Linked DNA regions of Homo sapiens: region 2 is linked to region 1. The links are chromatin loops, found by intact Hi-C in ENCODE. Cell type or tissue: ovary. All regions are shown on one strand. Each heading gives the region's core, and the rest is flanking DNA. Links, peaks and the distances in the headings are about the cores only. Region 1 overlaps UST (uronyl 2-sulfotransferase). Region 2 overlaps UST (uronyl 2-sulfotransferase).

Evidence for each region. Peaks named below come from ENCODE experiments on the same cell type or tissue, not always from the same donor. Only the 100,000 strongest peaks of a DNase experiment are listed, where the experiment ranks them.
Region 2: a loop joins it to region 1, with 4 times the contacts of the local background. A loop is called at or near these places in 3 of 110 quality-filtered maps.

What each region holds. Positions count from the first base shown.
Region 1 is chr6:148,831,358-148,847,028 of GRCh38, forward strand. The region is part of intron 1 of UST (uronyl 2-sulfotransferase); the gene reads left to right. Among named protein-coding and RNA genes, the nearest start is that of UST, 92 kb to the left of the region's middle. In ovary, for the core only: no CTCF peak of the experiment used is centred there; no DNase peak of the experiment used is centred there.
Region 2 is chr6:148,926,082-148,941,752 of GRCh38, forward strand. UST (uronyl 2-sulfotransferase) reads left to right here. Exons shown (of 8, transcript NM_005715.3): 3 at 15,198-15,353. Among named protein-coding and RNA genes, the nearest start is that of UST-AS1, 31 kb to the right of the region's middle. In ovary, for the core only: no CTCF peak of the experiment used is centred there; a DNase peak (open chromatin) is centred at 8,660.

The DNA.
Region 1 (15,671 bases), core at 2,758-10,757:
CAGACAAGTATTCTTTTTACTTTATTATTATAGGAAATTCGCCTTATAGTTTAGTTTTGTTTTATTAAGTCTTTATTGCTATTGGCTTCAGATTTAGTTATCACTTATAGAATCCCTTCTGAGTGCCAGGCATTGTATTTTCTATTTTCACTTAGCAGACATTTATATAGTGCTTATCGGAAGCAAGACACTGTGCTAAGTGCCCGACAAATAAGAAGTCATATAATCCTAACAGTAACCCTCAGAGATGAGAACAATTGTTATCCCCTATTTTAAAAATAAGGAAAACTAGCTGAGTGCGGTGGCTCATGCATGTGGTCCCAGCTACTCGGCAGGCTGAGGCAAGAAGATTGTTTGAGCCAAGGAGTTTAAGGCTGCAGAGAGCTATGATTGTGCCACTGCATTCCAGCCTGCACAGAGTACAGCCCTATCTCTTAAAAAAAATAAAAAAAAGAAAGTAGGTGGGGTGGAACTGAGACCCAGATTGCTTAAATACTTTCCCGAAGTCATATATAGGGCTAGTAAGTGGTGGATTCCAATTCAGTTTTGACTCACTGCAGTTAAACTCAATTACCCAACCTGATGATAAACAATGGGTCTAATACTTGTAAATACATTTGGTAGAATATTAATTGACTTTACTTATTTATTTATTTGAGACAATCTCTCTCTATTGCCCAGGCTGGAGTGCAGTGGCGCAGTCTCAGTTCATTGCAGCCTCCACCGCCTGGATTCAAGCGATTCTGCCTCAACCTCCTAAGTAGCTGGGATTGCACGCATGCACCACCACGCCCAGTTAATTTTTGTATTTTTAGTAGAGACAGGGTTTCGCCATGTTGGCCAGGCTGGTCTTGAATTCCTGACCTCAGGTGATCCACCTGCCTCGGCCTCCCAAAAGAATATTAATTGACTTTAAACCAAACACCGTAAATGTGTTCTTCCTGACTCTGAGATGTATCTGAGGATATTGTGAGATCTTTATTGAAATCATCCAAAATGGGATGCCAAGTTTTGGTGTGCATATTAATTTTTTTTAATCCTTGAAAAAACTATCAACTGAACATCTTGCTTATGGATATAATTTACATGTCTTAGTATGAAGCCCTTAGGATCTGAGTACAGCACAAGTGTAATTTAAAGATGTAGCTGAGACAGACCAAAAACTGATCAGCATCCCATAGAGTGAAATAACCATGTGCCGCGTTAGGTTGGGGTGATGGTGTCAGGACTATCACACATTGAGTTGGTTATAAACCTGATGGTGATTTAGTTGTTTGGAGGAGCATTTTCATCAGAAGTCCAAGTAATCTTGCATTGGAAAGTGAATTAGAAAATGCAAATCCAGTGGCATGAGCCTTAGGATACAATACCTTATTAGAGTTGGGATACCCAGTGGTGCAGTGTAGTCAGTTTCTATTTGGAGCTCGGTCAGATGAGTTTTAGTTGATATTTAGGTAAGGACTCAAAACTCCTGAAGTATTATATTCTTTGATTTGTTTTTCAACTTGCTTCTTAAAATTAACAAGCAATGCCAAGACAGTATTGTATTTCTATCTTTTCTTTGTCATAACTGTCAGAACAAATAGCCCATAGAAAAGCATGAGAAAAAGCCTTCATCTCAAATCGTTAATAACAAGAAAAGAAAGTATAGGAGCTCCCTTATCCAACACCATTTGATGGAATCATTCTTGACCCCCTGTCCTCCTGAGAAAAAGCACCAGATCATTCATGACCTTCTCACCACTGCTTCATTTAGGACTATGAAGACAGTATCATAGGGTATAATGAAACAGTTATCTGCAATGATAGAAAAATAGTATAAGCATGTTTTTTAAAATTGTGGAACCTGACCAGGCGCAGTGGCTCATGCCTGTAATCTCAGCACTTTGTGAGGCCAGGGCGGACGGATTGCTCGAGTTCGGGAGTTGGAGACCAGCCTGGGCAACACGGCGAAATCTGTCTCTCCAAAATATACAAAAATTAGCCAGGCATGGTGGCATGTACCTGTGATCCCAGCTACTTGGGAGAATGAGTTGGGAGGATCGCTTGAGCCCCGGAGGCAGAGCTTGCAGTGACCTGAGATCGTGCGACTGCACTCCAGCCTGGGTGAAAGAGAGAGACCCTATCTGAAAAAACAAAAACCAAAAAACGAACCCCAACTGTGGAACCTATAGAAAGAAAACTTAGCCTTGGCTTTAAATGAGGAGAACCAGAAAGTTCCAGGGAGAAAAAGTATATGTTCAAGATGAAAAGGATACCTTGTGGTCAGGGAAATTTAGGTGGAGGACAAGCAGGTTATAGATGTTCTAGTTTTGCTGGAAATAGTGTCACCTTTCCAACTGCCCACCTATAAACTTCACAGAGTTGTTCACTGTCTAGATCTCCAGCTCAGAGAAGCAGAGTGATTAAAATTCAACATGCATGAATCTCAATATTATTTTTGAAAAACATGCCTTTAAAACCACCCATTTCATCAAAAAGGTTAAAGGGAAAAACATTTCTCAAGATCTAAGCACAGTCTTAAGGGCTGGCGTAAACCGTGACAGTTTAAGAATGAAGTGTTTTTCTTATCAATATGAGCATTCTGTGAAATGGTTGATTTTGACAGAGGTAGTTGCTGTGTTGACCTTTTCACCGTCTTGTTTTTTGTTCATAAATTGATGCTGTTATTGAAACAATATGGGTAAGAGTCTGTCTTAGATATGTAATTTTTTCCATTTATTGTCTCCATGGTTTTACTTTGTTTAACAGATTTTAAAGACTTCAAAAGAATAGCACTAATATACCCAGGAGAAAAAGTCACATAAAGTTATAAGGTTCATTCCATTTTAACCGTGAATACATTTAAACAAAGATAAATAACATCCAATGTCAAAATAATCTTAATTCCTTGACCACATTTTAAAAATAAAACAATTTATTACCATTTAGTTACATCTTACAGGAAAACCCTTAGATACCAGTAGGTAACCATTAGATTTTTCTAGGTGAAAGTAAATCATTTCTGAGGAAGCATTCTCTTTACCAAAGCAGCATTATTTCCAATAAGGAAGCCACTCATTCATTTAGTCCTTGGTTTATTAAACAGTTACTGAGGCTGGGCACAGTTGCTCATGCTTGTAATCCCAGCACTTTGGGAGGCCAAGGTGGGCAGATTGCCTGAGCTCGGGAGTTCAAGACCAGCCTGAGCAATATGACGAAACCCTGTCCATACAAAAAATAGAAAAAGTAGCCAGGCATGGTGGTGCACGCCTGTAGTCCCAGCTACTCAGGAGGCCGAGGTGGGAGGATTGCTTGAGCCTGTGAGAAAGAGGTGAACCGAGATTGCGCCACTGCACTCCAGCCTGGGCAATAGAGAGAGATCCTGTTTCAAAAAACAAGAAAGCAAACAAACAAAAAACAGTTACTGAGGGCATACAATGAGCTAGGCACTATGCTATGTGGGGGGATTTTTAAATTTGAAAAATACAGACCCTGCTATCATGGCATCCACACTTTTAAAGATAAATTTCTTCCACAGTTTGCTAATAGAAAACAGCCATTTAGCATGACCTATTAATATGGAGTGCCCAAAGTATACAAATAAATAGTCAATCTTTAAGGCAATATGTTGCTACCAACTCTAAATTTTATCCCAAGAAACTTGAAAACTTTTTATTGAATTAAATAGGAATATAAAACATGTTATGATCCCTATGCAATATACTAAGCCCTCTGGATCCTCAGGTTCTGTGTCTGTGGATTCAGTCAACCAATGATCAAAAATATTCAGAAAAACACAATAAAAAATAATAATATAACAATAAAAATAATACAATTAAAAAATTACAGTATAACTATTAATACATAGCATTTACATTGTATTTAGTACTATAAGTAATCTAGAGATTATTTAAGGTATACTGGAGGATGTATGTATGTTATATGCAAATACTATGCCATATAATATCAGGGACTTGAGCATCCTTAGATTTTGGTGTCTGTGGGGTTCCTGGAACTGGTACCCCTTGAATACTGATGGATGACTGACATAGAAGGTGGTCAACAGTCTATTTTCCAGTTGGGAGAAAGGCAGTAGCCTAGTAAGCTTTCTCAGAGAGTCTGTGTCTTAATCAAACGTGTCCCTGGTCCCCTGGTATTGAATATTAGTCCCTGGTCACCTCTTGTCTTGGCTTGTTAAGGTTTAATGACTTATCCTTCAAGTGGTTTTGTCTCGAAGAGCTCAAATGCCATCATTTTCTGAGTCTCCAATCTGTCATTTGTCATGTTGCAAAATGGGCACTATGATTGTACCAAGCCAGGCATCCCTGGCACTCCGGGAATACTGGCCAGTCTCCATGACTTGTGGGGGGCTTTAGTGTTTTCCAAGATGAGGCCTGGTTGATTCATTTCTGAATCCTAAGTATTGAGGTTTGTGTACAAATACGGAAGTGTGTGGGGTAGGAAGTTCCGAGCAATCAGCTTTCCTTGGAAAATATTTTTCCTTTTCAAATTTATGGCTGTTTTTTAAAAAGGGATGTTAGAAACTTTGGTTAATTTAAAGATGGGTATGTGTTTTCCTCTAATGATGGCACACAGTTATGTTCAGTGAGGACTCAAGGAAACCACCTTTTTTGTTGTCTGGCCAATAACTTACTGAAATGAGCAGTGCTGATTTACAGGTCTGGGTGGTGGTGACTGAAGGCAGAATTTTGGGGAGTTTCATTTTTTGTTTAATTTGAACAATCAGAGTTCATCGTGTTTTGCGGAAGAGGAGGAAAAGCAGCCCAAACCCACACGGGAGGGTTGGGGGAGCATCTGCTTGACAGCACTCTCAGTTAAGCCCTGCAGCTACGTGTGCTCAAAGATGTTCTCGCCAAAAGCCAATGCTAATTTAATGTGTATGGAAATTATTTATTCTGAGTCATCAGTTACTTTTCTTAGCTATAGTTGTTATTGGTACTGTAATGACTTGGCAGCGTTTCATCATTTTTTCTTATGTCTGGCTCACATTTGCGTGTGTTAACTCCATCTCACAAAAACCCAAACAAACACAAATTTCATAGGACCTACTTGGCATCTGGCAGTGTTTGACACAACTACCTAATTCCTTTATTGAAATTCATGATTGAGATGGTCCATCTTGAACTGATTCCAGCGTTCAGGCACGAACCTTTTCGCTGAGTCGCCTTGGGCCAATCACTGAACTTCTCTGAGCATTGGATTCTTGGTACAGGGATTGGATTAGAACTCTAAGTTACATCTAGCTCTGAAGGAAATTAGAGATTTTTGAACTTGATGAACATTTTCTAATTGTTCCTAGGGTAAATGTGCCACTCTTTAAGACTTGTTACTATTTTAAGATGCCACTGGAAACACAGAGGCCCTGCAAAAAGATGGACATTGGGTCCACCAAGTATCCAGACAGGGGCGGGGTTGGATGGTCCAGGAGTACACAGGTGACCTCCTGGGGAGCCAAGGTATTTCCCCCAAGGTGGGTGAGAAAGCAGGACATTTTCAGGTGAAACAGATGCTCAACAGAGCCAAGCTTTGAAGACACTTACATTTGGGGGACTGGACTACAAGAAAATATGAGTAATTCTCTTTAGAAGTGGTAATGGAAAACCACAAGAATCAGGATCATTTTCCTCAGCTGATAACTCATGAGGGCATAGAACAGAATTCTAGATCATTCCGTGGATATTTGAGGAAGACTTATAGTTCTCAAATGATCCCATGTATACTGATAGGTATTATCAGTACACCTGATATATATACTGTGATGTGTGTTAGCATTTTAGGTGGCTTAATACATAATACCCCTTTAGTTATCTCCTGAATTTTGGAGCAATTTTGGACCATTGAAGACAGGTAATTCATGTCAAAAAAAATGGCTTTTGATTTGCATCCCAAAGACTCCCTAACTCTTCTCCAAATTGAACTTATCCCCCTCAATCCATATCCTCACCCCTTCCTGGGACAAAGCCTACTCCATGCAGAGAACCTAGTAGCAAAGAGTATCAGAATCAAGGAGATAGGTTTGTTCTAAAAACCAGAAATGTTTTCTTGCTTTCTCCAAAAGTTCATCTATCAGACAGGTTACTAAAAGGAGATGGGAGAGATGTCAGGCCAGGAATATCCTGTAGCTGAAGTTCCTTCACTTGGAATCCCAAGGGGTGGGAAGGAAAGACTCTTTCTAACAATTAGCATTGAACTCATTGTTGCATTGGGAATTGCAGTGGAAAAATATGAGGATATGTATTCAACAAATATTTATTAAATGCCTACCAAGTACAAAGCACTTTTCTGGGTTCTAAGGTACAGCAGAGAACAAGAGATACAAGGTCCCTCTTTTTTTTTTTTTCTCTCCTTTTTTTGAGACAGGGTCTCACTTTATCACCCAGGCTGGAGTGCAGTGGTGCAAATACAACTTGCTGCAGCCTCAACCTCCACCTCCCTGGGCTCAAGCAATCCTCCCACCTCAGTCCCCCAAGTAGCTGGGACTATAGGCATGTGCCACCATGCCCAGCTAAATTTTGTATTTTTTGTAGAGACGGGGTTTCGCCATGTTGCTCAGGCTGGTCTTGAACTCCTGAGCTCAAGCAATGTGCCCACCTTGGCTGGCATGAGCCACCGTGCCTGGCCAAGTTCCCTCTTCTTATGGAACTTACATTCTTGGAGGGGGAAGGTAATAAGTAAACATATGAATAAGATCTTTTCAGATGTTCATAAATGCCTTGAGGAGATTAAATCAGTATCATATGATAGAGAGCAACTAGGGATAGAGTGAAGGAAGGTGACTCATTAAATAGGTGACCAGGTCAGGCCACTCTCAGGAGGGGCCGTATGGGCGAAGGAGCCAGCCACATGAAGGCCTGAGGGCGGGGTGAGAGGGAGCAGCTAGTTCTAAGGCCCCAGGTTGGAAAGGGCAGGGTGGACTCAAGGAGCAGAAGGAAGGCCAGCGTGTGCAGGTGATGGTGAGTGTGGGGACAGTGCCAGGACACGAGGTCAGAGAGGAAGTGGGTCCAGATCAGCTAGGAATGTGAGGTTTCCTCCTAAGATAACAGAAAGCCTTTAGAGTATCCAAACAGGTGTATTCCAATCACCTAGGGACTTCAGCTGAAGACCATGATTCAGGAAGCCTGGCAGGGCCTGAAATTCTGCATTTCTAACATCTTCCTGGGATGCTGTTGCTGTTGCTGTTGCTGTTGCTGCTGGTCCATAGACGTCACTGTCAGTGTCAAGGCTCTCCTTCTCCTTTAAAATGATCACTTTGGGCCAGGCATGGTGGCTCAAGCCTGTAATCACAGCACTTTGGGACCCCAAGGTGAGAAGATCACTTGAGACCAAGAATTCGAGACCAGCCTGGGCAACATAATAAGATCCCTGTCACCCCTGTCTCTACAGAATTTTTTTTTTTAATGATCACTTTGCTGTGTGGAGAGTGAAGAATCACAGAGGAAGAAGAGTAGAGGCGGGAGACCAGTTAGAAGCTGCTGAACTGCATGTGAGGGCATAGGCATCCAGGATAGTGTGACTGCAGCGCGAGGCTCCAAAATAAAGGGGCCCCCAGCAGGTCCCCTGAATTGTTCTGAATAGGTATATGCCCCCATATGCAGCTGCCCAATATTCAATTTCATTATCTATTTAACCGGCTAATATTCGGATTCAACTGTTGTTCATTGAGTACCTACTATATTTTAGACCAAGCACTCCTCAAACTTTAATGTGCAGAGTAATCACCTGGAATCTGGCAAAATGTGGATTCAGTTAAACAAAGTTTATGGGAGGCCATTGTTTTGGATTAGCCTCTTGCACTCGGCCGCAGCAGAATAGATCAAACCAGAATGGAGTCACTTAGTGCTAAGTGCCGTGTATACAAACTGAACTTTGAAACAGGCCAGTTTTCCTAAACAAGAGGAGGTTCCAATCAACCTGAGTCAGCATAATCAGGAAGGCCCCTCTCCTTTAACCCTCTGAGGAAAGTAACTTTGAAACCACCAGTTCACTTTTTTGTTTTCTGTCTCTGCTTTCTTTCACCCTTTTCTGTCTCTAAAGCCAACCTCTCTGCTCAGCTCCTTGGAACACCTATTTTGTTTTATATAGAATGAGGTTTTGCCTGATTCTAGAATCAAAAATGAAAGCTTATTCAATCTGTAAAATAAATCTGTTGTAATTTCATCTTTTGACATGATTTCATAGGGCTGAGGTGAGTCCCGAGAGTCTGCCTTTCTAAGAGGTGACGTTGATGCTGCTACACCTATGGTTTTCAAATCACACTGTGAGGCAGAGTCACTTGGGAAGATTTTGCAACTACCAATGCTTGGATCCCACCAAAAATGGATTATCAGCTTCTCTGATATCAGCTTCTCCTCCAACATTTGGAGGATCCCAAATGTGGTATTTTTGAAGAAGTTTCCCAGATGATGCTATGGTACAGTTAAGGCTGAGAACTAGAACTAGAAGCTTTCAGCCAATTTCCCTGGTATGTGGCTAGTATTGCTTCCATTGTACAGAGAAGGTAAAAAGGGGTAACTTGCCAAAGGTCATTTGGCCAGTAAATGGTAAGGTGGAGGTTTCAACTTAGTTCTAATTCCAAATTTAGAGCTTTTTTCATAGTACCACACTACCTCCCTACTTCCCTATTTTGGGCAAAACTCACTTTGCTAGGTATTGAAGGGAATGTTGTCTGAGTCGGACTCCAGTCAGGAAACAGAAACTCGTTGGCTATTGCAAACAGAGGGTATCTAATACAAGAGGTTTGGTACAATGATATTGAGAGGGCAAGAGGAACAAAAGGAATAGTTGCAGAAGGAACCCAAAGGAAGGTATGTTCCCAGAGATCAGGCAACCTCTAGGATCCTGGGATGGAAACTTGGACTTTGCATCTGGGGCTGCACTGCTAGAGATGCTGCTTCTGGTGCTCATGCTGGAACCACTGGAGCCAGGTTTCTCCCAGACCCTCAGCCCCATGTGAATCCAAACCCTGTTTCAAAAGGAATGTCCATGGGAAAATGGGGTTTGATTTACACGTTCAGTTTTCAGGCTACATTTGCTAGAATGCACCTCTTTTGTATGTGCAAGAATGCCAATAGGTGCTCTGAAAGCTGAATTCTTTAGCTATTCGTCATATCCTAGTGGTTAGCATCAGAAGGAAGCCAGTACAGTTGGGTCTCGGTATCTGCAGGGGATTGGTTCCAGGCCCACCTGCAGATACCAGAATCCAAGCAAACTTAAGTCCCACAGTGGACTCTGAGGGACCTGTGGATACGAAAAGTCAGCCCTCCGCATCCACAAGTTTCACACCCCAAGAATATTGTATTTTCAATCCGTGTCTGGTTGCAGATGGAACCTTTGGATATGGAAGGCTGACTGTATTTTGAAAAAAATCTGCATATAAGTGGGCCCGCCCAGTTTGAACCTGTGTTGCTTAAGGTCAACTAATGCTCTTTGGCATTTTGGGACTGCCCCTCACCTACTGAGTCCTTCACCTGTGGAGCCCCAGCAGCTGGACACCCGGGTGCTCAGTCTTCCACTGCGTTCACTGCGTCTTCCCCTTCAGTGGTCACCCTGGTGGGTGGTGGTCGCACAGCTTGGTGTGTGTCCTTACCATGCTGTAGCCTCTGGTATTTATTAATGAAAACTTTTCTTTGTGCGTGACCATCTCTGCTTTGCATTCTTCCCAATGACCAAGAACATTTTGAAATGAAAAAAAAAAAAACCCAACAAAAACAAAATTGTAAAATTACAATGACTCTTATTGATATTTTGATAGATTAAAAAAAAAGACTAGTAAGATTTGAAATAGAATAAAACGTATTTCTTATAGCTTGTGAAGAATGTTTTTAAAAAGCAGAAAGATCTCCTTTTATTAAGTGAATACATAAAAATGATGATAGAAAATTTCTTATGGCATCAGTAATTAATTTATATTCATTAAACAAATTTCCATACCTGCATGTATTTACATAATTTCCTTCTCTTATGATTAATTTAATACTTAAGGAGAAAATGAATTATTGATTATTTTAATGCCAGAATTATACCCTGCCTCAAGTTTCATCTGTGGGAAGTGCTATTCCATGTAACTAAGGAGACAGAAAATCCCCTAAGTTGATAGATTGGTTTGTTTCCTGTTCTACTTTGGTTTAATTACTATTTGATAATTACTATTTAAAAATTTCAAAGCACTTTTCATTTTCTCCCTAGCTGTGCTTTATAATTTGCCCAAGGGGGTCTGTTTTGTTTTTGTTTTTTTTTTCTGTCATGTGTTTGAATAAATAGCAAATTGTTGCTGCTTTTTCCAGGGAAGATGCAAAAGAGCTGTGTCATATTTCTTTGTGTAAGCAGTTTTCTGAATTATTTTCTTTGGTCTACCTAGAACAAATAAGTCTCTGAAGAATAAGAATGAACACTTAACTTTTCACTACCCTTAAAATACTATAATAGCAGTACATTAATCATGTGTCAATTAAAAGCCAAAGGGGGCTGGGTGCAATGGCCCAGACCCATAATTCCAGCACTTTGGGAGGCCAAGGTGGGCAGATCACCTGCGGTAAGGGAGTTCGAGACCAGCCTGGCCAACATGGAGAAACCCCATCTCTCCTAGAAATACAAAAATTAGCTGGACGTGGTGGCACGTGCCTGTAATCCCAGCTCCTCAGGAGGCTGAGGCAGGAGAATCACTTGAACCCAGGAGGCAGAGATTGCAGTGAGCCGAGATCTTACCAATGCACTTGAGCCTGGGTGACAGAGTGAGACTCTGTCCCAAGAACAACAACAACAAAAATCAAAAGGGCCTCCCAGAGCAGCACATAGTGTTTTTGCTGTCATTCTTAGGATCTCTAAAGTCTGCCATTACGGTATAGAAAGTGTCAGTGAAATAAGGAAAATTTGTCTTAATTACTTTCCAGGAAAAACCAAGGTAGGCCTCAGTTAATTTGTTGTGTAGACAAGAAGGGGCTTTCCAACCCATCCTTTCTCATCTGTGTTTTGAGGGAGAGTCAGATGGTCATATGCACACATCTGTTATATGTAACTGTCTTACACCAATCATTATTTTATTTACAAGATCTAGCTATTTGAGAGAGATTGCAAAAACTGGTTTTAGCTGCTTGTGTTTCAAGTCAGAAGTGCGTGAAGGAGGTCAGGCCATGATCACTACAGTGTGGAGGCCGCCGGCTGACTTTGTTGAGGAAAATGAGGTCCAGCCTGTAGAAGGGAGCTAGGGAGTACAGAGCCCGAAGGAAGGTGGTGGGGAGTTTTCTCGTCTGCACATCCCTCCCTCTGTGGTTATCCCAGCAAAGTGGGAATATTATTTAAACCATGTACTGCTTTATTTTGCTGGAGCATTTGATATGTTTAAAAAGTGTCAGACCATTTCCTCGGCAGGCATATGCTTGCACTTAGCCTTAATTCCTACCCTTGGAGAAGGCAAATACAGCGTGGCCCTCGTCTGTATATTTTAAGAGGTTTCTTATAACAGGCCTAGTCTGTGGCAATCCTAGTGAGTAGTACTTAGTGGGTTTACAAACCACTCTGTCGCGGTGATGACATACTCTGTGTGGTTCTGGGAGCTAAATAAAACACCGGAAATAGATATTAAATAAAATAAAGAACACGCCTATGTAATTATTGCCAGAAATGAAATTTTGCAACCCTAAATTTGAATGTGGTCTAGGCACCTGAAGATTCCTGTAGCTAAACAAACATCATTTCCCAGATTAAAATTTCAGGAAAGCAACGTCTATCAAGTGTCTTATTTGGGTAAAATATTTTGAAAATGTTTTGACTGATCACAGGGGGAATGGGAAGCAGATGGTAAGTGAGACAGGTGCCCCTAAAGTCCACATCCCCTTCTGAATGGCTCCATTTCCTATTACATTAGACAGCAAAGGCCACTGGCCCAGGCCAATGTCACTTATGTTCTGCTAGGGGACTTTTGGCCAACTCAGAAGATATTGGTCCTTACTGTGGAATTGTTTTGTGATTTTAAAATATAGATCTCTTTAAACCCTGAAAAAATATATTTTTAAAAGGACTAATTTTTTAAACGGCAGTGATCCAATCAATATGATTGCAGTTTGAGCTTAAGGGGCACTATTCTCACTCAAGTCTTTGGATTTTTCTGTAGCCTTTCCCAAAAGTGAGCTAATGTTTTGAAGTGTCAGTTATTTACTTCGGTTCTGTCTGGTAGAAAATACACAAGTTGTCTCATTTAATCATGAAGGTAACTCTCTTCGGCATTTTGCAGGTAAGAAAATTGAGGCTCTAAGAGGTGAAGTAATTTGCAGAAGCCACTGGAAAGTGGCTGATTCCAGATTCCAGACCCAGCTCTGTCTACCTAAAACTACATCATCTCCCTAAAACACCTCACTAGCCATGCTCCAATGCAAATGGGCCTAGCAAGTTCAAATACATTTGTAATTTGCCTAGGTTTTCCATTTAGCTGAAGTTAACCACACTTCCAGTATAATCCAGGTATTTATGGTTTTTGTGTTTTGTTTTTTTTCTCCCATTTACAGCACTTAGCATAATGTTCTGCATAGAGCACATACTTAATGAATACTTGCTGAATTAATTCATTTCAGATACGTTGAGCCCCGTGAAAGCTGCTTAATTTAGAAGGCTCAGAGTAACTTTGGTTAAAAAGGTTCAGGGATGGATCCTCTCCACCCTTTCGTTCACCTGGTAAAATACTATTTCAAGGACTAATTTATACCATCGTCTCCTTTAGGTAGCTTTCTCTGACCCACTTTGTCACTGAGGCAGAATTGTTTCCTCATCTCTGTATGACTTAGCACTGTTTATGTACTTCCATGTCACTTTTTTAAAAGCAAGAATGAAAATAACTTTTATTTATTGTGCAATGTGCTAGACATTAAACTAAATACTCTACACATTTTGTCTCTTTAATCCTCAAAACAGCCCTGGGAGGTAAGGCTGTTGTCCTATGTTACAAGCGAGGAAAGTGGGGCTTAAAGAGAATAAGTTACTTGCCCCAGGTCTTACAGTTAGTGAATTTCAAAGATGCAGTAGGAACCCAGTTCTCGCCTGTTTTCAATATATTCTTTTCTTATTAAGATAAAATTTGCAGTAATGTGCACATATCTTACATGTACAGTTTGATGAGTTTTGATAATACACACATCTGCTTAACCGTTGATCCAGTCAAGATGTAGAACATGTCCACTGATCAGAAAGTTACCTCATTGCCCCTTCCCTGTCTGCTCCAGCCACTCAGGATTAGGGCTGCCTGTTCTTTATTTAAATCAATTAATTTATTTCTTATTTTATTTTATTGTTTCTCTCAGTTGAATTTTATTTTATTTTTTCCTGCTTTTATTTTAGATACAGGGGTACATGTGTAGGATTGTTACATGGGTATATTGGACCCAAGTAGTGAGCATAGTACCCAGTGAGTAGTTTTGCAACCCACGCTCCTGTCATTTCCTGCCCCTGTAGTAGGTTGCAGTGTGTATTGTTCTCGTGTTTATATCCATATGTGCTTAATGGTTACCTCCCACTTACAGGTGAGAACATGTGGCATTTGGTTTTCTGTTCCTGTGCTAATTCACTTGGCATTATGGTCTCCAGCTTTGCTGCAAAGAACATGGTTTCATTGTTGTTGTTTTTTTTAATGGCTGCATAGTATTCCATGGTGTATGTGTACCACATAGTCTCGATCCAATCCTCCACTGATGGGCACCTAGGTTGATTCCATGTCTTTGCTATTGTGAATAGCATGGTGATTAACATAAGAGTGCATGTGTCTTTTTTGGTATAATGATCTGTATTCCTTCGGGTATGTACCCAGTAATGTGTTTAGCTGGGTCGAGTGGTTGTTCTGTTTTAAGTTCTTTGAGAAATCTCCAAACTTGTTCCACAGTTTGAAACTAACTGAACTAATTTACATTCCCACCAACAGTGTATATGCGTTTCTGTTTCTTTGCAGCCTCACAGGGCTGCTTGTTCTTGAACTTCATAGAAATTGAACTCTAGAGTATGTATTCTTTTTTCTCTTTCATGTCTTTTACTCAAAATAATATTTTTGAGGTTCATCCGTGTTGTGATATGTAAAGATATCCACTACATCAGTGGTTCATTGATTTTTATTGCCAAGCAGTATTCCATTTCATGAATATATCACGGTTTATTTATTCATTGTCCTATTGTTGGGCATTTGGATGGTTTCCAGTTTGGGGCTATTGTGAATAAGGCCACTGTGAATATTCTTCATCTATGTACAAGAATGTACAAAAATCTTTTTGAGGACATATGCTTTCATTTCTGTTGGGTAAATACTTAACTGTGTAATCCCTGGGTCATAGAGTAGAAACATGTTTAACTTTATAAGCAGCTGCCAATTTTCCAAAGTGTCTGTATGACTCTACACTCCCACTAACAATGTGTGAGTGTTCTAATTCATATCTTTCCCAATATTTAAAAAGTTTTATGCTACTTTAAAATAGTCCTCTTTCATTTATGCAGCCAAAAAACACATGAAAAAATGCTCATCATCACTGGCCATCAGAGAAATGCAAATCAAAACCACAATGAGATACCATCTCACACCAGTTAGAATGGCAATCATTAAAAAGTTAGGAAACAACAGGTGCTGGAGAGGATGTGGAGAAATAGGAACACTTTTACACTGTTGGTGGGACTGTAAACTAGTTCAACCCTTGTGGAAGTCAGTGTGGCGATTCCTCAGGGATCTAGAACTAGAAATACCATTTGACCCAGCCATCCCATTACTGGGTATATACCCAAAGGACTACAAATCATGCTGCTATAAAGACACATGCACACGTATGTTTATTGCGGCACTATTCACAATAGCAAAGACTTGGAACCAACCCAAATGTCCAACAATGATAGACTGGATTAAGAAAATGTGGCACATATACACCATGGAATACTATGCAGCCATAAAAAATGATGAGTTCCTGTCCTTTGTAGGGACATGGATGAAATTGGAAATCATCATTCTCAGTAAACTATCGCAAGGACAAAAAACCAAACACTGCATGTTCTCACTCATAGGTGGGAATTGAACAATGAGAACACATGGACGTAGGAAGCGGAACATCACACTCTGGGGACTGTTGTGGGTTGGGGGGAGGGGGGAAGGATAGCATTAGGAGATATACCTAATGCTAAATGACGAGTTAATGGGTGCAGCACACCAGCATGGCACATGTATACATATGTAACTAACCTGCACATTGTGCACATGTACCCTAAAACTTAAAGTATAATAATAATAATAAAAAATAAAAATAAATAAATAAATAAAATAGTCCTCTTTCCCATTTGACTTTGAGCCTGTCAAGGTCAGGAAACATGTACCATTCATTTCTGCATCCACCATGCTTAGCTCAGTGTGTGGTGCAATAAATATGATGCACATGAAACTATAATTTGAGAATTGTAGAAACAGTTGTCAAAGTCCCTTTCAGCAGTGACAATCTGGAAACCTAACCATGTGCCATGGGGCATGCAGGTAGTTTTACACTGAAAAGACTTTGGATAGTTGCCTTCAGAGGGTAGCAGCCTTTCAAAGGTGAAGTGGCAGATTGGTGATCTCCAGAAGGAAGTGAGTGACCAGCCAGGCATGGGCTCTCCTGAGTGAGGCAGGCTGGTGAGTCCCACTGTGTGCTGGGAGGCCATGCTTCAGCAATATGTCCATC
Region 2 (15,671 bases), core at 4,596-12,595, 97 kb after region 1:
AATGACAGACTTTTAAAGTAATTGAAGAAAGAAAGCAGCACACTTTATGAGATCCTTTCCACTGACATATTTTGATCATCGATACAGCATTTCGAAGCTAATAGTGCTGTTACTACAATGTCAGTGTACTACAGGATCAAAAGGAATGATATGAGACTTAGAACTCTTTTCACTGTGAGTGCACTTGATTTTGATTTTCTCAGAGGATAATACCTGTAGCCATTTTTAAAAATGAATAAAATTAGCAAAAAATTAAAAAGAGAAAGGCCTATATCAGAAATGCATTGGGCTAACAAACAGAAAACCTGACAAGAGTGACCCACACAAGTGGAGAGCCCTTTTTATTTCATGCATTAAGCAGTCCAGGTCTGGTGTGGTGGCACTGTGATATCACTGGGGTCTACCTCTTATCTTCGTTCTCTGTCTTCATTAGCTTGCAGATCTTGGCTTGTAGCATGGCCCTCATGCTTCTTGCCTCATGGTCACAGGATTGCTTCTGCAACTCTAGGCGTGGTGTCTGTGTTCCAGGGAGGAGAATAGAATGGAAAGTCAAGGCAGAGGACTGAAAAACAATGCCAGAGGAATCTGTCTGTCATTAAAAATTGCCCAAGAGGCCAACTCAGCAGTGTTCATTTATAACTCATTCATTTGTTGAATGAATGGACAGAACTCCATCACTCTATCACTCCCAACTTCAAGTGAGTCTAGGGTGACTATTTTTAGCTGGGCATATTGTTACCTAGAATGAGGTCATGGTTCCTTTAGGAAGAGAGGAAAGTAGATATTAGGTAAGCAACTAGCAGAATCTGCTATAGGGGGTTGTCATTTCAAAATATTCTATATAGTTAGTAATAGGTTTGAAAAAATGTTTTTTTTTCATATTGAAGGTGAGGACTCTATGGGGATGAAAGAAAGCAATTAACAATACAATAATGGGGTATATTTACCTTCTGAATTTAAAATATTCTCTGAAGACATTACTGCTGGAGCATGGTAAGAATTCATCCATCATTCAGTTGTCCTTACGTCCCCGTTATGTATTGAGCTAAGTACAGTTGCAAAGAGAGAGAACAAAACAAAGAGAGAGTGAGAAAGAGAGAGAGAGAGAAAGGGGAGGGAAAGGGGAGGAGGAGGACCAGTGGGAGGGAGGAAGGGGAAAAATCATAGAAATACATTGAAGTCTTGGCCTTCCCATAGCCTTACAGGCTAGTGAGTTCATCAGGTTAGCGTAATTGGTGAAAAAACAATTATATAAACCATCATACCACTAATTGCCATAGTTGAACAAACTTTACTTTGGATTTTCTGGTAGCCAAGAAAAAATGGGGCCATAAATGGTAATGTCGTTCTCATTTTCCATGAGAAGAAAAAATAATACAGTCATTTGTCCTACAGTGTAGTGGATTAGAGAGCTTGAGTACCAGCTCTGGAATAGACTTTGAACAAGTTATTTAATCCCCCTAATTCCCAGCCTTTTCTTCTTTAATATGGGAGCACTAATACTCATGGTTCTGAGGTCATTTTACAAATTAAGTGAGATATTGCGTGAAAGGCACCACCAAATTAAGAGCCCTGGGATGAAAAAAAATGAGAAAGATAGAAGACATTGTGCTCAATGACATCCCCATTCCAAAACAGAACTGGATTGTGAGATGTCCTATCATATGGTGTCACTTGAGAGCTGCCAAGGATATGATGCCAAAATGTCACTCAGTCAAAGCAGCTCTAGATGGGGCCAAGAAGTTATGCTTCAATAGACAGCTTTTTGATGGTCCAACTTGGACCAAGGCTAAAAATTCAAAATGTACAGAGAAATGGATGGAGTCTGTATCCTCAAACAATCTCCCTTACTTTTGACATCTTTCAGCCAGCCCTTTGATAGACATAAGCAGCTCTCCATCCAAGGGTACAGTCCCCAGTGAAGGCCTGGAGGGGAGGTATTTGTGTCACTGGTGGAGGATGAGCTCCTGCACTACAATGACATAGGTTGGACAGTGGCCTTACCCAGACTCTGACCCAAGCAAGTGCTCAACCCATCACTAAGATTTTTTTTTTTTTTCACTCTATTGCCCTAGGGCAACTACAGTCTGAGATCAGCAATAGACTCTTAAAACCTGGGGCTCTTGCCCTCATTTTAAACTTCTGTTTCCTTCATTTGTTTCTTTAACTAAACTCTCCTGATGAGGATTTTCTTATTGCTTAGTCAGGTCCAACTTCTTGACCATTATAGGGGAAGTCAGAAGTTTTATATCCATCCAGTGAGTCTAGCTATAGAGACAATTGTTGCTCTATAAACTGTCTTTCTCTTTTCCTCTTTCTATCAGATCACAAAATCCCAAGAGATGGAAAATATCTGTATCAATTTATAAAAATATTTTTTGAATAATGATTTATTTTATTTAGCACTGTTTGATAGCCTGAATGTAATAACAGTTCCCTATAGGAAATGGGTTCCCCCATCCATCCTGGTGGAGATTTCTGAAAAATCTGTTTACCCAGGACCAGGTAACAGATGAAAGCAAAAACCAGCCAATAGATACTGTGGAAAAGAGCATTCCATGATCAGATCTATGCTGGTGGATTGCGTCTAGATTCCATGCCACATTTGTTCAAAATTAATTCAATTATGAAAAAGGTATACTTGTGAAAAGCCCCCAACATGTAGGCAGTTAAGACATAATTTCATCTGAGAGCAATTTAAATGTCTTATTGCCATCTCTAGCTAAAAATACCTTATGATTTCTGGATTCTTGTGTGGAGTTAATCTCCCAGCTCAAGTTCACCTTGTTGCTAATTCTCTATCTCATTTCAGTGTGGGAAGCAATGTCATTTTATGTAGAAAGGAATGTATTTCATCTCTCCTCTTCTCCAGCTATCAGCAAATCTATGCCTAGGGCAGGGAGCAGCTGTGGGGATATGGATAGGACACAGCCATGGATCCTTCGCACATGTTGAGAATGTCCTTGGTGTTTGCTGCTCTTACTCCCTTTTCTGTAGATGAGGAATGGAGATTTTCATGAACAGGTGTTTGAAGAATCAAGAACAACAGGGCCTTTGAGTGGTGGGGTACAGCAGACCCTACTGGTTACTTACTCCATATCCATTCTCCCACAGCCTCCCCCTCTTTAGCAGAAATCTGACTTGTTCAAGTTTTACCCTAAGAGGAAGGCAGTTCCACCCTAGCTCATGAGTGAGTCCTGATTAATCTAAGCCTAGCATGGTTGTCTTATTTCCTTTGCTCATGGCTAGTTGAGATGTACACTGGAAGTTTAGACCAAACCAATGGAACATGAGAAATTTTCTCAGGGCCTTCTAGGTAGGATTTTCAGATCTTAAAGGAAGCACCCAGGAAAGATAGTCTCTTCTTGCCCCAGACTTTGTAATTCTGCATGGGATGGCTGGAACTGCAGCAGCCATCATGAAACATAAGAAAAGCTAGTCTGAGGACAATGCTGGCATTTCCAGGATGGAAGAGCGAGATGGAACAAAAGTATGGAATGAGGCCTAAAACCTCCATACCTAAGGACTTTTGTAAGAGAATATATTTTCCTATTTATTTACGAGAGAATGTATTCTCTTTATTGTTTGAGTTTCGTTGGGTTTTTGGTTACCTGCAGATACAAGCATCCTCGTATTGATACATGGAGATGTAACATAAAGCAGAGAAGTTCTTTAGCCATGTTTAACCCATTTGTTCTTGAGCTGCAACTCAGTTGTCCTGCTGTGTTGCTATGCTCAGTATGTATGAGGGGAAACACTAGGCCAGAGAGTTGATGAATTTTGTATGGTGTGTTTTCCTTGCATATCATACGTGCAACACACAGACACACACACGATGTGAAAAATGCCAAGAAGCCAATTCCACATAGCCAAATCAAACATGGGAGGGAGGCTAGAAAGTTTCTTATTAATGCAAATCAATAAGAATTGGGTAGGTGTACTTTGCAAAGGGAAAATGGCTATCCCTTTGAAGCCATACAATTTCTAGAGATACCAAGACTCCGTTCAAATGCCGTGTTCTCTGTGACCCCTTCCCTGAGTTCTCAAGGCCAAGTTGATCACCCCTTCCGTTCTCATACCACTGTATGCATATCTCTAGTGGGGCGCTTACCACATGGTATCAGCGCAAGCAGTGTCAGCGTTCAATTCCCTTGTTAGATTGTGAGTTCTTACAGGGCAAGAGACTTGTTGTAACCTTTGATGTATTCACTTATTCAACAATTATTTATTGAGTGCCTACTATGTGCCAGGCATTGAGCTGAACACTGAAGATACAATAGTCAGAAAAAGCAGATGTGGCCCCTGCAGTCATGGAGTTTAAAATCTAGTGAGACAGGCAATCAAATAATTACAGCAGTCAACCAATTTCTTATGCCTAACCAAATGACTAGCACGCAGTAAATGCTCAATAATTACTTGCTGAATTTAGTCACAGAATTTTCAATATTCTGTGCCACCTTTTATCTTCCTGGAAGCTAGCCTAAGTTCATACGATGGTGGAAAACCTCCTAGGGGAAAGAGAGGTGAAGCCCCCACATGCAGGCTGTTTTCAAGCATCTGTTTGTATTGCACTTACTAATGTCTTAATGGCCAAAGCAAGTCATGTGGCCAGTCTAGAGGGCCGTGTGGAAGGAAGTTACACGGTGCAGGGATAGGAAGAGGTGTGACTGGTCAGGGGCCATTATCGTACCAATCTGCCACACTATTTTAAATTATGGGTTATGTTATATAAGCCTAAAACTCAGCTAAGAGATTTAAACAATGATCATTTGAATCTAAGAATAAGTTTCTCAGTACAATTCACACTCAAGAAACTAACATTTGATTCAGACATTTCAAATGGAAAATAATGATGTGATTCACAGTGAACAGTATATCCAAGCTTTTGGTCTTAAAATCTTTGCACAGTGCTTTGATGAGAGAGGAGTCTTGGCAGCCAAGTGTGGCTGTTTCCCCAGCCTTTATACTATTTTCAGTGAGGGCAGTCTCTTCTTCTGAGGGTTGTAATGAGAATAATGGACTCTTTCCCCACTAACATCCAGAGAAGATCATTCTAAATCGAGTGGTTGGCCCATGCCAACAATATCTGCTATAAATTATGAAACCTCCAATCAATAATCAATACTTCTCCTCTATTTGTATAATAGCAAATGAGTTTTGAGGTTGGACTCAGAGTATAAATTGTTAACTAAAACAAAATAGGATAAATATAGAGAAATGAAACTTAGCTTTAGAGCAGACTCTTAAACCTTAGAAGTCTGTATAAACAAAAGTGTCTATGCATGTTTTATTTGGAGATTTGTGTGATTAAACAAAAATGTATTACAGATCTGAATGGAGAGTCAAATTAAGTGTGTGGGTCTAGTGGAGAGATTATCTATCCAAACGCATTTTTGTAATTCCGTACTCTGGTCCAAAAGTTAATGTAAAAAGCCAATCGAATTGATTAATACTAAAAATGGAACAACTGCAAACTAGAACTAATTTGAGAACCCTCCTACTTTCATCCTCAGAGTTTGTCTAATAAGGACTTTTGGACGACTGAATACATAGCATGTAAGAAAGTGTTAGAAATGGCTACAAGTCTGATGTGACTGCAACAATATTACTCATAATGTTTTTGAGCACAACAAAAACATACAGGGTACATCCACATGCATAACAGATGTTCACGGGAAGATGAGGTTAAACAGGACTTCCACATCCACGTGGGTTTCTCCACTTAATTTTGATCATAAAAGCCATAGAGAAGTTGAAAGGCCTCTTAGAAGAGTGGACAGAAGCCGCCAAGCACAAGTGCAGTAGGGCTACCTTGTGTATGCAAAAGGAAGACAAGTCCCACTTGGAAATATGCCTTCAGGAAGGTTTAGCCTCGCAAACTTGCACTCTCCCATTGTGCTTACATTTCATGTGTGTGGCATGTGGATTTCATTTCTCTTTCTGTCAAACATACAAGTATTCCATGGATTCCTATGGACCCAACTGCAGTTTGAATTTTAGAAACTGTAACATTTTTGGCCGAGCGCGGTGCCTCATGCCTGTAATCCCAGCGCTTTCAGAAGCCGAGGCAGGTGAATCACTTGAGGCCAGGAGTTCGAGACCAGCCTGGCCAACAGGGTGAAATCCTGTCTGTAATAAAAATACAAAAATTAGCCAGGCATGATGCTGTGTGCCTGTAATCCTAGCTGTTCAGGAGGCTGAGGAATGAGAATCACTGGAGGCTGAGAAGCAGAGGTAGCAATGAACCAAGATTGTGCTCCTGCACTCCAGCCTGGGCAACAGAGCAAGACCTCGTCTCAAAAAAAAGGAAACTGTAACATTCTGTGGTAATGAGATACCCAGTTTATGGCTGCTTTTTGCCTATTATTTGTGTACTGACCACAGAAGCTTAAAGGGTACTGTGGCATTAAAAGTGAATCTCTTTGTTCCTCATATGTATATTTTTTTCATATTTGTTAATTTGAAATTTGAAAATATTCATCTTTTGGTCTATGGCATTGATAGCATTCACCAGTGTCACCTGAAATTTGAGTTCCTGCTCAAACTGGAAGTCTTGTATTTTTTTCCTGAAGCACTCTTCAAGGATCCAACTATGGTAGCTTAATCATTACATCTAGAAAATGACTTATGGCTCCTTGTGAAAATTGCTTCTTTGTATGAAAATTCTGGTACAGCATGCAGGCTATTGTGTTCTGGGAATAGCATAGTGATGATGTGCGTTATGGAGATAACAGGACATTAGGTATACAGAATGGAATTAATATTTAGAAGTGCAGGATGCCACTCAGATAACCCTGTGGTCATCCCTAAGTATTGTGTAGCCCTCGGTTAACATATGGCACATGGACAGGGAGGAGCCTTGGGAATCATTAGGTTCAGTGCCCTCATTCTATACTTTGAGGAAACTTTGACTTAGAGAAGTTGTTCAGGATCATTTGCTCATGTCACTCAACTACTTAGAGTGATAAAGCCAAGGGGAATGCCAGAGTTTCATAACTTTCAGTCCAGGGAACCTTCGACTTCAACATACTTTTTCTTCTGTAACGTAGCAAATCAGGGGTTTCAAAATATTATGAATGTTAAGAAAAAATTGGTAGATTTTCTTATAGTTTTAAGAGATAACTGAAAGAGCATCCTTTATAATAATAAATATGACAGCATTGGTTCTACAGCACTTACTATAATCGTATTTTCATCCCAATAGTCTAGTCTATACTCTTTATTAATTATCCACTATATACATAACAGATAGATTATTTTTATTAATTATCCACTATGCACATAACAGATAGACCCAGATGGACTTGTAAATGATCTATGGCTATATTTATTTTTCTGTAGGTAGCATTACACATGGAATTGTTTCAAGTGGGAACAGGGGAAGAGAAGAAAGCCAAAGGTTCAGATTTGGCATAGCTCTTGGAGAAGATGGGCTTGAATAATGAGAAGCACGCAGGATGTCATTTGAGAGTTGTGGATGGAAAGAGCCTTCTGTTCAGGAGGATTGCAATGAGGGGAAATAGAATTCTGAGATCGGTTCTGTGTATTTCCTCCCCTAGAATGGAGGAAAGGAGACTGGGAGCAGAAGAGATGATGGTAATTAGAAAACAGATGTGTGTGGCTCAGATGGTTTGATGGGCAAAGGCCAGTGAGAATCACTGCCGAGTTCTGGGAGGCTTTGGCGATGATCTCAAAATGGGAAGCTTGAAATGATTAAAACTGTGGAAAGGAAGAGAAAGATAAAAGGAAGATAAAGGTAGATTTATTATGGGACAAGCCCAAACAAGAATAGGACAGCCAAGGTGTCCAAAATAAAACTGGGAACGCCTATGGAGTTGGAACCCATGTCATCAGCACAAATTACTGGAACTTTGTTTTTTCTGTTTCTTTAATGAATATATTCCACAAACAAGGAAACACGGTAAAATCTAGTTTTAACTTTTAAGGCGTTTTCCAGATTATATCTTGGTAGCAATATGGACTGAAATTAATTTAATAGCTTCAGAAGAAAATATCATTTATTGGGTTATAACCTAACTTTCCCCTTTTTATAAGTGAGGAAACTGGGGCTCAAGGGTGTGAAGTGACTGGCTTCTAGCACCACAGTGTCCTAGGAACTTTAACATGAGGATTTGCTGAGTGGATTTAAACTGCTCACAGTCCTATGGACAGTGAGGAACAGAATTGTCCCTGAATTCAGGCCTTGCACAGCCCTGGCTGTGACTCTTTCAAGTGTTAGTTTGATTAACCATGAAATGGAGTTGCTGAAAAATCATGAACTGCAGTTTTATTCGTCAAGCAAAGTCATTTCACAGTCAGTATAATATTCATGCTAAGGGTCTAATGCTTTAACAACATTCAGTATAAATTTCAGTTAACCTACACATTCAGTTAACCAGCACACCTGTTCTCTAACTAGCCTGGGAGAGTGTGAGCATACTTATGAGGTTAATTATGACTGGTAAATGTGAGTGGAGCTCATCAACACACAATGAGACCCCAGGAAGACACAACAGTGCCCTTCGCCCCAACTCCTCTCCAGGATCACGCAGGCAACCTTCTCCCCAGCCTTAATCCCTCAGAAGGCTTCAAGGACCCACTCAGCCACTTAATACAGAAAGCTGGGAGTCCTCTGTGACAGCACTTCCTCAAAGCTGATGGAGTTGGCAGAGGGCCCTGGTGAGCTTTTTAGAGAGAGACTCCTGACTCTCATCCTAGACTGTGATTCAGTTCGTCTTAGAGTGTGGCCCAGAAATCTGCATTTTTAAAAGTTCTGTGAGGAATTTGAATATACAGTTATTTGCGAACCACAGCTTGTACTATATTAAGTATCATTTTGCAGAGAATTAAAAGCAGCACTGATGTTAATTCTTCCAACATTACCAATCCCCAGAAGAGCTCTATAGACTCTGGGTCTCATAGACTATGAAAGTCTTGGTCCAGACCACATTTACTTTTTACCTAGAAAGCCTTCCTTCTCTTCTCCCCATTTCAAACCAGGGCTAAGCTATTGAACTTGTGGATGTCATCTGGTGGTGGTTCCTGTCGTGCTCAGGATCTTGGAAAGATTTCTGTTTATCTGGCACGCTCCACACAGGCCTGTCAGGCTCTGGGGATTTGTGGCATTTGCAGAACTTACAAGGCAGGCAGCATAAAAATATATAATTCATAGAATGAAAGATTTTGGAGGCCCCTTCACTTTTACAAATTGGCCATAAAATAGAAATCACAGACATAACATTCATATAACCGCAGTTGCCAAGAATGAAGAATCACTTGGGGGAGGGAGAGGGTGCTTGAGGAGTTTCATGTGTACTTCTCTATAGGGCACCTAAAGAAAGAGTGAGCATTCAAACTCTCTGTGCAAATGATAATAGGAACATTAAAGTAGAGGATAGAGTTCTCGGCCTGACAATTGCAAGTATCTGTTAAGGATAATGAAGATTTCGAGATTGATCCTAAGAGGTCTTTAAAAGTCTTTTCACAGTGATTGAGTTTATCATTTGAGGGCATTTGCTTGTCCTGATAGACATTCCAAATATACTTAGGATTTTGTATACATTTTACTATAACTTACTGCTTCTTGGTTTTTTCCTTTCCCAGTGGAAGCAGTTGACAATATTTGAGGCAGCTGTCTACTTTGACCGCCTGTGATATATCAGGGGAAGGAGGGAAGGGAAAAGTATACATCCTGCCACCTTCTTCTCCAATTAGCTGCGTTGACACTCTGGGCTTCCATTAGCTTTCTAGAAAGAGTCCTTAGGAAGGAGAGAGAGGCTAATCTGCTCCTGTCAGTTCCACTTAAGCCTTCTGGGGACTTGAGTCATGGCTGAGTAATGGCTGATGATACTGGTTGTGATCGCCGACTGTTGAAAAACAGTGTATTCAATGAGGTTGGATACATGCAAGACATAAAAAAGGAAAGAGGATCTCTGTCACAGAAGTCAAACTAAAAATTCTCTTCACTATTTGATTTGTATATTAAAGAAGTGTCATCTTAGGAGTCAGGAGAGCCGAGAGCTGGGCTTTCGTGGTTATGTGTCACTCTAGCTTTGTGACCTTGAAGATGCCAAATGATATTTCTGGGCTTCAGTTTACTCATGTAAAAATAGTTGTAATATCTACATAGTGTAAAGGAAAATTTCATCCAAATCAAACACAGATTGGGCTGGAGATGGGGGTGATAGAGGGTGATAGTTGTGGCTAGGGGGTGTTGAATGGATGAATTATTCTAAATTGCTTCTGGACCTCAAACTCCATTATGTTAGGAATCTGTGATCCACGGGGAGTATGGGGGGCACACAGAGGGAGTTACTTGGATGCTACTAATGATACTTAAGCCATTTGATAATTTACACTCTTAGAGAAATGCACAGCCAGAGTAAAAGACAGTTATGCTGTTTCATTCTGTATTGTTAAACAAGGATGAAAAGGGTTTACATGTCACAGAACCTAGGACAGGGTCAGTCCCTCCCTCCTTAAAAATCAGTCCTTTTTTTTTTTTTTTTTTTTTTTTTTTTGCCATCTTTCCAGAAAGTGCATTTCAAATAAAAGGTGATGAACATTTTTAAAGCAGACCTTCAGAAACAAATCTATCTTATTTTCTTTTTGTTTATTTATTTTTATTTTTTTGAGACTAAGTATCACTCTGTCACCCAGGCTGAAGTGCAATGGCGCGATCTCAGCTCACTGCAATCTCTGCCTCTCGGCTTCAAGCGATTCTCCTGCCTCAGCCTCCTGAGTAGCTGGGACTACAGGCACCTGCCACCACTCCTAGCTAATTTTGTATTTTTAGTAGAGACAGTGTTTCACCGTGTTGGCCAGGCTGGTCTCGAACTCCTGACCTCAGGTGATCCACCCACCTCAGCCTCCCAAAGTGGTGGGATTACAGGTATGAGCCACCATGCCTGGCCATCAGAAACAAATCTATAGTTCTACCAGGAACAGGAGGAATCTGCTTCTTGTTAACACTGTATCCAACATCTACACATTGATTTAGCTGCTTAATTCGGCAAGTTTCAATGCATTACATAGGTTCTTTTAGAAAATGATTAAAAACCCCACCCTAAATTTCAGACAGGTTTACTTACGTTTGTGGTAGTGCATTAGGTGTCTTTAAAACTCACAAGGCTGATTCCAGAAATTTTAGTGAAAACACATTTCCTGCTTTTATGTTCATATCATGTAGGTGTGTATTGGTATTTAGAGAAATGATAGAAGTACCGTCACTGTGAGGATGTTAAGCCCTCCTTTATCTCAAGTTATTATCGTAGACCCAGCTGCAGAAATGACACAGGATGTTTTGTTCTTATAGACGCGTTCTTTTTAAATAACAAACTTTCAAACTATTAGTTGGAAGCTTGCCACAAACTAATAAAACAATTAGAATTAACATCTTTTAAAAAATGAATTACCCAATAGCCTAAAGGTAAATAACATCTTTGGTTATTAGTAAAAAGAATCAGATAGATACTAAGCCTGCTACTGTGCTGATTACCCAAACAATTCAGGAGAAATTAAGTGATTTCACCTAAGTTTTCTAGGTAAGTGCCTCAGTTATTCACTTAAACTGTCCAAGAGGCACCTGTACTCTTGTAATAAAGTACTTACCTATGTGGTAACTCCCATCTTCTAGGTCATTAATTCAGATGTAACACATTCTTCCTTGCTATTCCGTAATGTGCTATGAGACGGGAAAAAATGCACCTATCCCAATTGTTGGACAGTTTGTTTCTATGGAGGAATTAAACTCTGAGTTTATGTTGGCAGCTCTGTCGTAGCCATAATTTCATACCCCAGCCTGGTTGTAATGGAAACTCCAACTTATAAATGCTATTTGTACCATTAAACTAAACATGAAACCTAATTCAACCTTCCTGATCATAACCTTGTAGCCAAGAATGTAATTTATTTTTCTGAATATCTGGACTTCTGTAATTGTTGCCAATGAACAGGCTTTTGAAGTACTCACTGATTAAACCATAAGTAACAATGACCTATTAAAATGACCATCTTTTTATTTTCTCTGATGACTTCAAATAGCATTTGGTCAGATAAAGCAGCTGTATTTGAAGATTCTCTTGGTTTCACATTTTAGTGAAATTGTTGTGTTAATTAGTGTTAAGCAGCACATTAAATTCCTCAGAGCAGTTAGGGCTCATTCAGTGTCTGTTTAGGCTCTTTATGTACAAAGCACATTCTAGGCACTGTGAGGACACATAGTAGACTGGCCCTCAAGAAACAAGGTATTACTCATAAGAAAAAAATACATAATGGAAAAATTGCACCAAAATGGCATGTGACTGGTTGTTAAGTGAATGATATAGATATTATATTTTATTCCAGTGACAACTAGCCTTTAAGCTTCAAATTTATTAAATGCTACCCTGCATACAAATATTTCAGGAAAATTAAATTAACCTATAATTGCAAAGGCAAAAATTCAAATGACCTACCATAATATATTTATGTTTGCAGTGTATTTATGATTTTCTACTGTGCTTTATTATTTAGTTTTGAGCTTTTTAAAATGACCTTCTGTTATGAGTATGTGCTGAATGAAGGAATCCTTTGATTATTGTCAGTTGTTGATCAATGCTGAGCATTCAAAATGGAGAAATATCTTTATTGCAGATAAAAATGATTAATCATAGATGCTTTTCATAATAGCTATGAAAAATATATAATAAAGTAGATAATAGTATAAATAGTATATAATATTATATCAAAATAGATAAACAGTAGTATATCAAGATAAGAAGTAGATAATAGTATATAAAAATCATTGTCCACTAGGCAATTAGAAAGGAAAAAGAAAGGAAAGACATTCATATTGGAAAGGAAGAAGTAAAACTTCTCTGTTTGCACATAGCATGATCTTATTATAGAAAATCCTAAAGAATCCACACAAAAAAACTATTGGAATTAATAAATGAGTTCAGCAAGATTGTGGAATATAAGATCAATATAGAAAAATCAATCGTATTTTTACCAATCAGTCCAAAATGAAACTAAGAGAAGAATTCTATTTATAATGACATCAAAAAGAATAAATTCAACAACAGCAGTATAAGGCATGAGCAATGAAAACAACAAAACATCAAAGAAACGAATTAAAGGAGAACTAAATAAATAGGAAGACATCCATGTTCATGGATTGGAAGACAATATTGTTAAGGTGGCTGTCGTAATCAAATTTATCTACAGATTCAATGCAGTCCTTATCATAATCTCAACTACTTTTTTGGGCAGATATTAGCAAGCTGACCCTAAAGTTCACATGGAAATGCAAAGGACACAGAGTAGCCAAAAACAATCTTGAAAAGGAAGAACAAAGTTGGAGGGACTTACCCTTCCCTTCCCAATTTAAAAACTTAGAACAAAGCTATAATAAGACTGTGTGGTACTGACATGAGTATAAACATATAGATTAAGGGAATAGAATTGAGAATCCAGAAATAATAATGACCCCAAATACACTTATGGTTAGTGAATTTTTGACAAGGGTACTAAACAGCTAAGTGGGGAAAGAATAGAAAGAGGAGTCTTTTCAACAAATGGTGCTGTGACAATTGGATATTTGCATGCAGAAGAATGAAGTTAGACAACTAACTCACACCACACACAAAAGTAACTTAAAATGGATCAAATACCTAAATGTTAGAAATAAAGCTATAAAACTCTCAGGAGGAAACATAAATGTATATCTTTACGATCTTAGATTAGGCAATAGTTTCTTAGATATGACACCAAAACCAAAACAACCAGAGAAAATTTAGATAAATTGGACTCAGTCAAAATGAAAAACTTCTGTGCTTCAAAGGACACCATAAAGAAAATGAAAAGACAACTTACAGGATGGGAGAAAATATTTGTAGATTATGTATTTGCAAATCCAGAATATATATATGGAACTCTTAAAATGCAATAATAAAAAGACAATTTGTAAATGGATGATGGATTTGAATAGACATTTCTCCAAAGAAAATATACAAATGGCCAATAAGCACATGAAAAAATGCTCAACATCATTAGTCACAGGGAAATGCAAATCGAAATCACAACGAGATACCACTTCACAGCAACGAGGATGGGTATAATAAACAACCAAAAAGACAGTAACAGGTCAGGCATGGTGGCTCATGCCTGTAATCCCAGCACTTTGGGAGGCCGAGGCCAGCAGATTGCTTGAGCTCAGGAGTTTGAGACCAGCTTGGGCAACATGGTGAAACCCTGTCTCTACCAAAAAAAAAAAAAATTACAAAAATTAGCCAGTCGTGGTGTGTGCCTGTAGTCCCAGCTACTCGGGAAGCTAAGGTGGGAGGATCGCATGAGCCCGGGAGACGGAGGTTGGTGAGCCCAGGATCATGCCACTGCACTCCAGCCTGGGCAGAAGAGTGAGACCCTGTCTAAAAAAATAAAAAAATACATATATATCAATAACAAGTGTTGGCAAGGATGTGCAGAAATTGGAACCCTCATATGTTGTTGGTAGGAATATAAAATAGTATAGCTGTATTGAAAATGGTTTAGCAGTCCTTCAAAAAATTAAACCTACGGTTACCATATGATCCAGCAATTCCACTCCACTCCTGACCTGTTACTGTCTTCTTGGTTGTTTATTATACCCATCCTCATGGCTGTGAAGTGGTATCTCATTGCGATTTTGATTTGCATTTCCCTGTGACTAATGATGTTGAGCATTTTTTCATGTGCTTGTTGGCCATTTGTATATTTTCTTTGGAGAAATATCTATTCAAATCCATCATCCATTTACAAATTGTCTTTCTATTATTGCATTTTAAGAGTTCTGGAATTCCACTCCACTTCTTGATCACTCTGTAAATTAAGTTGTTCTGATAAAGCATAATAGCAAAAAATATTGTCATTAAGGAACATATTTATGTATTTTGTTTTTAAAAAGAAACAAAACAAGTTTGATAATCAATCTTAGAGACTGCCTGAAATTTCATCAGTGCAGAGAGTTAAGAAGACCAACATTTCTCTTGTTATATCATGAAGATAAATATAGTTTATCACTTCTGATGAACTGATATACATCCTTTTTATTAATCTGATTATAGGCCTTTTTCACTCAGATTTATTATATGAAACAGTTATTGTTCTGAAATTGAGGGAAGAATCCTAAGTATTTCCATACAGACGTTTCATGTTTGTTCTCTTGGTTTTTTTCCCAGGTACTACCTTTCCCAAGCCAGGTGGTGTACAACAGGGTAGGCAAGTGTGGGAGCCGTACTGTGGTCTTGCTTCTGAGAATCTTGTCGGAGAAGCACGGATTTAATTTGGTCACATCAGACATTCACAACAAAACCAGGCTTACTAAAAATGAACAAGTAAGTTGACTTTGCACATTGTTAAATTGTGTTTTGCTTCAGCTCATTTGTGTAACTAGTGGGTGCCTTACAGGTCATCCTTCAGACTCCTGATGAGTGAATACCAGAGTTTTGATTTCATGCTGTATTTTTGCCAGAGTGTGGAAGGAAATTTAAGTTAAGGGTTCCATAAGAACTCTATAAACCAGGGAATATCCATGAAGGGATACTTCCATTAGGACTGATGAAGGACTGTATGTACTTGCCCTTGTCTAGTTAGCTAAAATTAGCGATATATACATCTCAAAGAGTCATACCACCGAGCTATAAATAATGCTG